2 separate regions of the Homo sapiens genome follow, and region 2 is linked to region 1. Evidence: chromatin loops called from intact Hi-C (ENCODE). Cell type or tissue: PC-3. All regions are shown on one strand. Each heading gives the region's core, and the rest is flanking DNA. Links, peaks and the distances in the headings are about the cores only. Region 1 overlaps SNTB2 (syntrophin beta 2). Region 2 overlaps SNTB2 (syntrophin beta 2).

What was found. A loop is a pair of places that touch in the nucleus more often than their neighbours do. Peaks named below come from ENCODE experiments on the same cell type or tissue, not always from the same donor. Only the 100,000 strongest peaks of a DNase experiment are listed, where the experiment ranks them.
Region 2: a loop joins it to region 1, with 1.9 times the contacts of the local background. A loop is called at or near these places in 3 of 110 quality-filtered maps.

What each region holds. Positions count from the first base shown.
Region 1 is chr16:69,220,845-69,223,763 of GRCh38, forward strand. All of the region lies in intron 1 of SNTB2 (syntrophin beta 2), which reads left to right. Among named protein-coding and RNA genes, the nearest start is that of SNTB2, 35 kb to the left of the region's middle. In PC-3, for the core only: no CTCF peak of the experiment used is centred there; a DNase peak (open chromatin) is centred at 1,507; H3K27ac peaks cover 433 bases.
Region 2 is chr16:69,273,479-69,276,397 of GRCh38, forward strand. The region is part of intron 4 of SNTB2 (syntrophin beta 2); the gene reads left to right. Among named protein-coding and RNA genes, the nearest start is that of VPS4A, 36 kb to the right of the region's middle. In PC-3, for the core only: no CTCF peak of the experiment used is centred there; no DNase peak of the experiment used is centred there.

The DNA of each region.
Region 1 (2,919 bases), core at 157-2,656:
TTTGATGGGTATATACGGTCTATAACTGTCACCACAATTAAGATACATAATATTTCTATCACCCCCAAAAGTTCCCCTGTTCCTCACTTGTAGTTAGTCCTTTTCTCCAACAAGAGCCAGTCTCTAGCAACCACTACTTTGTTTTCTGCCTTTATTGTTTTGCCTTTTCCAGATTGTCATATATGTGGACTCACACAGTATGTAGCCTTTTGATTCTGGTAAGAAAGTCAGATTTGAAGAACGTTTACAAATACAATATAGTAACGCTTATTGTGGCCATTTCATGTTTTAAAAAAAATGAATACAAAGGTTTAAAACATTCAAAACTAAAAGTAAACTTTGTAGTAACAAATACTGATAGTTCACACTTACATACTCCATTGCATTTAGTGTTTACATGTCCCACTTCCTTCTAAACCTAAATTCCTGAACACCTAACACATTGCTTCTACAATGTAATAAATGCTTGATACATGATTTTCTAGTGATGGATGATGTGTTTCTTTTGAAAAATTCTCTGAAATTTTTATCTCATTCCTGAGTTTTATAGGTACTGTTTTCTCTGTTTTACTTATAAGAAACTAATAGAATGTCTGGAAATTTTCTACCAAAAATCTTGAAACTTCTGTATAAGAAATTCATTATGTCAGACAGGGCGTGGTGGCTTACACCTGTAATTCCAGCAGTTTGGGAGGCTGACGTGGGCAGATCACTTGAAGTCAGGAGTTTGAGACCAACTTGATCAACATGGCAAAACCCCCTCTCTCCTAAAAATACAAAAATTAGCCAAGCATGGTGGCGCACGCCTGTAATCCCAGCTCCTCGGGAGGCTGAGACACGAGAATTGCTTGAACCAATGAGGTGGTGGTTGCAGTGAGCCCAGATAATGCCACTGTACTCCAGCCTGGATGACAGAATAAGACTCTCTCTCAAAAAAAGGAAATTTGTTATGTCAGTGTAGAACAATTCTCTTTGCAAATAAGTGGTGTATCAAGGGCTTGAATTCAGATCTTGGTTAATACCTATAATACCTGTCTCTATTAGAAGACTCATGGAACTCAGGTATGAGCTGATAGATACAAAGCAAAGCAAAACAAAACCTACTGAAGCCTCTGGTTGCAAAATAGCACAAAGCTTGAGTCTTTGTTGACACTGCATACTTGACATTTAAACTCAAATGTTTAGGTATTATTTGCCATGAACAACATTGTTTTAAAACTTCCAAAAGATCTTTTCCTAGATAGTCCAGAAAAGCAAACTGGTTTTTAAATCACAATTATTTATGGCATCGTTTTAAATTAATTATCTCATACCGCAAGTTCCTTGCAATAGTTATTTTCTATTATTTCTGCTTTTCCTTGACGTACAACATAAAAAATATCAACTGTAAATTTTTTAATATTTGTCTTTTAAATGATAAGTATAGCTTTTACAAAGCACAATCAAGTAATATTTAAAAGGCTACCAGCCTGGTGCGGTGACTCATGCCTGGAATTCCATCACTTAGGGAGGCCAAGGTGGGTAGATCATCTGAGGTCAGGCATTCGACATCAGCCTGGCCAACATGGTGAAACCCCGTCTCTACTAAAAATACAAAAATTGGTTGGGCGTGGTGGTGTGTGCCTGTAATCCCAGCTACTTGGGAAGCAGAGGTAGGAGAATCACTTGAACCTGGGAGGTGGAGGTTGCAGTAAGCTGAGATCATGCCACTGCACTCCAGCCCAGGCCACAGAGTGAGACTTCATCTCAAAAAAAAAAAAAAAAGATTTTATAAGATGTGTTAAAAAGCAAGATAAAAATTCTATGTATGATTATAGCTATTAAAATGCCTAGACACAAAATACATAGACAAAAAGACTAGAAGGAAAGATACGTTTTATTAGTAATAAAGATGACTATTTTATCTCTTTTCCAGATTTTCTGTGATTTGTTATTTTCTTTTCTTTTTTTCTGAGATGGGAGTTTTTGCTCTTGTTGCCCAGGCTGGAGTGCAGTGGTGCGAACTTGGCTCACTGCAACCTCTGCCTCCCAGGTTCAAGCAATTCTCCTGCCTCAGCCTCCCGAGTAGCTGGGATTACTGGCACATGCCACCATGCCCAGCTAATTTTTTTTTATTTTTAGTAGAGATGAGGTTTCACCACAGTGGCCAGGCTGGTCTCAAACTCCTAACCTCAGGTGATCCACCTGCCTCGGCCTCCTGAAGTACTTGTGAGCCACTGCGCCCAGCCGTTTTGTTCTTATTACTTACAATTCTTTTGCTTTTAGACTTAAAAGTTATAGAAATAATACAGAGTTTCCAGTTTCCCCGAATGTTAACATCTTGCATAACCATTATCAAAACTAAGAATTTTTTTTTTTTTTTTTTGATACAGAGTTTTGCTCTTGTTGCCCAGGCTGGAGTGCAGTCGTGTGATCTTGGCTCACTGCAACCTCTGCCTCCTGGGTTCAAGCGATTCTCCTGCCTCAGCCTCCCAAGTAGCTGAGATTACAGGCGCCCCAGCCACCACGCCTGGCTAATTTTTGTATTTTTAGTGGAGTCAAGGTTTCGCCATGTTGGCCAGGCTGGTTTCCAATTCCTGACTTCAGGTAATGCACCTACCTCAGCCTCTCAAAGCGCTGGGATTTCAGGCATGAGCCACCACACCCAGCCAACATTAGTATGATATTATTAAACTACAGTCTCTTTATGGTTTTCACCCATTTTTCCAGTAATGTCCTTTTTCTGTTCCAGGATCCCACATTACACTTCGTTGTCATGTTTCCTTTGTTTCCTCCAATCTGTGACAGTTTTGTTTTTTTTTTGAGACGGAGTCTCGCTCTGTCATCCAGGCTGGAGTGCAGTGGCCCAATCTCGGCTCACTGCAAGCTCCGCCTTCTGGATTCATGCCATTCTCCTGCCTCAGCCTCCCAAGTAGCTGG
Region 2 (2,919 bases), core at 234-2,733, 53 kb after region 1:
CAACCACATACTGTATTTTTCCATTTATATGGAAAGTTCAGGATAGGCAAACCCAGGATAGACAGAAGGTAGATTAGTGGTTGCCGGCGGGGGAGCTAATGGGTACAGGATTTCTTTTTGAGATGATGACAGTCTGCTAAAATTGAATGTGGTGATGGTTGCAAAATTCTGAATATACTAAAGACCACTGTACTTCAAGGGATAAATTGTATGGTGTGTTTTATATTTTAATAATTCAGTTATTTAAATAAAATAATTAAACCCAACAAGATTGAAAAGAGAGACTAAGACTGATTCCTAATAAACTGAATGTTATACTAAGTAAGCGATAGCATGCTACTGAAACTTTCTGTGCCACATATTTTTCATTTGTTAAGTGCACCCTAATGAGATAGGGTGGGTGTTAGTATTAAATGAGTTAATACTAATAAACTGCCTAGAATGGTGCCTGACACATTGTAACTGCTCAAGTGTTAGCTGCTTTAATTATAATATTTATTATTAAATGAAAATTATGCCCAAGAAGAATTCTTTGTAAAAAGCATAATAATTAGGCCAGGTGCAGTGGTTCACGCCTATAATCCCAGCACTTTGGGAGGCCGAGGCTGGCGGATCACGAGGTCAGGAGTTCAAGACCAGCCTGACCAACATGGAGAAACCTCGTCTCTACTAAAAATACAAAAATTAGCCCAGCGTGGTGGCATATGCCCGTAATCCCAGCTACTTGGGAAGCTAAGGCAGAAGAATCGATTGAACCCCAGAGGCGGAGGTTGCAGTGAGCTGATACTGCACCACTGCACTCTAGCCTGGGCAACAGAGCAAGACTCTATCTCAAAAAAAAAAAAAAAGTATAATAATTAGTTTAATTTGGTCATTGTTAAAAGAGGAGCTCTGGCCCAGCGTGGTGGCTCACGCCTGTAATCCCAGCACTTTGGGAGGCCACGGCGGGTGGATCACGAGGTCAGGAGATTGAGACCATCCTGGCTAACACAGTGAAACCCCGTCTCTACTAAAACTACAAAAAATTAGCCGGGTGTGGTGGCGGGCGCCTGTGGTCCCAGCTACTAGGGAGGCTGAGGCAGGAGAATGGCATGAACCCAGGAGGCAGAGCTCGCAGTGAGCCAAGATCGCGTCACTGCACTCCTGCCTGGGAGACAGAGCGAGACTCCATCTCAAAAAAAAAAAAAAAAAAGAGGAGCTCTTAGCTGGGTGCCATGGCACGTGCCTGTAATCCCAGCTTCTTGGGAGGCTGGAAGAGTCACTTAAGCCCAGTAGTTCAAGACCAGCCTGGGCAACATAGTGAGACCTCTGGTCTCAAAAAAATTAAAAGAAAGGAAAAGGAGCAGTTTTTTGATCTGCCACCAATTTTTACAGATAGTCAAAGTTTCGTATTAAAGGTGAGGAATTCAAACATGCTCATACATGCAAATTAAACTCACCATTAATTAAATGGGTGGGTCTTATAGAGCTTCCTAGACTGATTGTCTGCCTTCCTTCCTCCTTCCCTTTCCTTTTTCTTCCCCTTCCCTCCCTTCCCTTCCCTTTCCTTTTCCTTTCTTTTCTCCCCTCCCTTCCTCTCTCTCTCCTTCCTTCCTTCTCTCTTTTTTTTTCTGACGAACTCTCACTCTGTTGTCCAGTCTAGAGTGTGCAGTGGCAGGATCATAGCTCACTGTAACCTCAAACTCCTGGGCTCAAGCCATCCTCCCACCTCAGCTTCTCGAGTAGCTAGGACTATAGGCATAAGCCACTATGCCAGGTTAATTTTTTATGGAGGTGAGGTCTTGCTGTGTTGCCCAGTCTGGTCTCAAACTCCTGGGCTCAAACAATTCTCATGCCTCTCAGTCTCCCAAATTTCTGGGATTATAAGTATGAGCCACCATACCAATTCATGTTGTTTCTTAATAAGTTTAATTAATGTAACAACAGGGATTCTTTACTCCTTGTTCAGGAAGTACTGGTGGATTAGAATAAAAAAAGACAGATGAAAGGTTTAGTTTTTCCATGTGGCCATGTTGGCAAGGTAGAATTGGTTGAAGTCACAGCACAATAGAATTAAGTGGGGCTTAATGATCCTCTACCAACCAGAGGCGGGTAAAGGGTAACCCTGAGAGAGACAAGAAGATGAAACCAGACCAGAAGGTATCCTGCAGAGGGAGGCAAGGCCAGAAAGTGTTTTTAATGTAGGGGAAAGGGAGTGTTTGAGATTTAAGTGAGTAATGAGAAGGGGCTGAATGTTTAATTTCCCTAATTCTATTGTTAATACTTTGGACCATGTTCTTATGAGTGGATGAGACAGAATAAAAAAGGATTGCATAAACACATAGGTAAGGAAAAGAAATTAAGGACCTTTATTATGTTAAAAAAAGTAGATAACTCCTGAAAAATTAAGAGTTGATTGTAGTTCAAAATCAAATAACATGCTTAGAGTAATGTAAATTAACCATGAGCTGCCATTTATATTGGATTGCACATTTACAGATTCTTCAAAACCAAAGCTCTGTACGTGTGTGGGTTTTAATAGCTGATAGTTCAGGCCAATGAGGAATAAGTAAAGCATGAAAGTGATAAATGAAGAGGATTTTTATTTTACACATTTCTTGAGATTAAAGCCAGATACATGACACAGGTAGAAAGACACTGGTTTTATAGGTGCTCTGGATTTTTCAGGATATGGATTTTGTTGTCTTTTCCTATAAGCCTTCTTTGGAAGAGAAAAAAGATCTCAAAAAAAAAAAAAAGTGTGGTGACTTTAGAATGTGGAATATTGAGTAGTGCTGTGCTTATGGGACTTGTGGGGCAAAAGCTGCCAAAATGCCTTTGCATGAACTCATCTGGCCTCTCCACAAAAGGGGGGCCTTTTAGCAGTGTTCCCAACCAACCGCTGCTCAGCGAGAGTCCAGCATCTGGTTTGAATTAGAT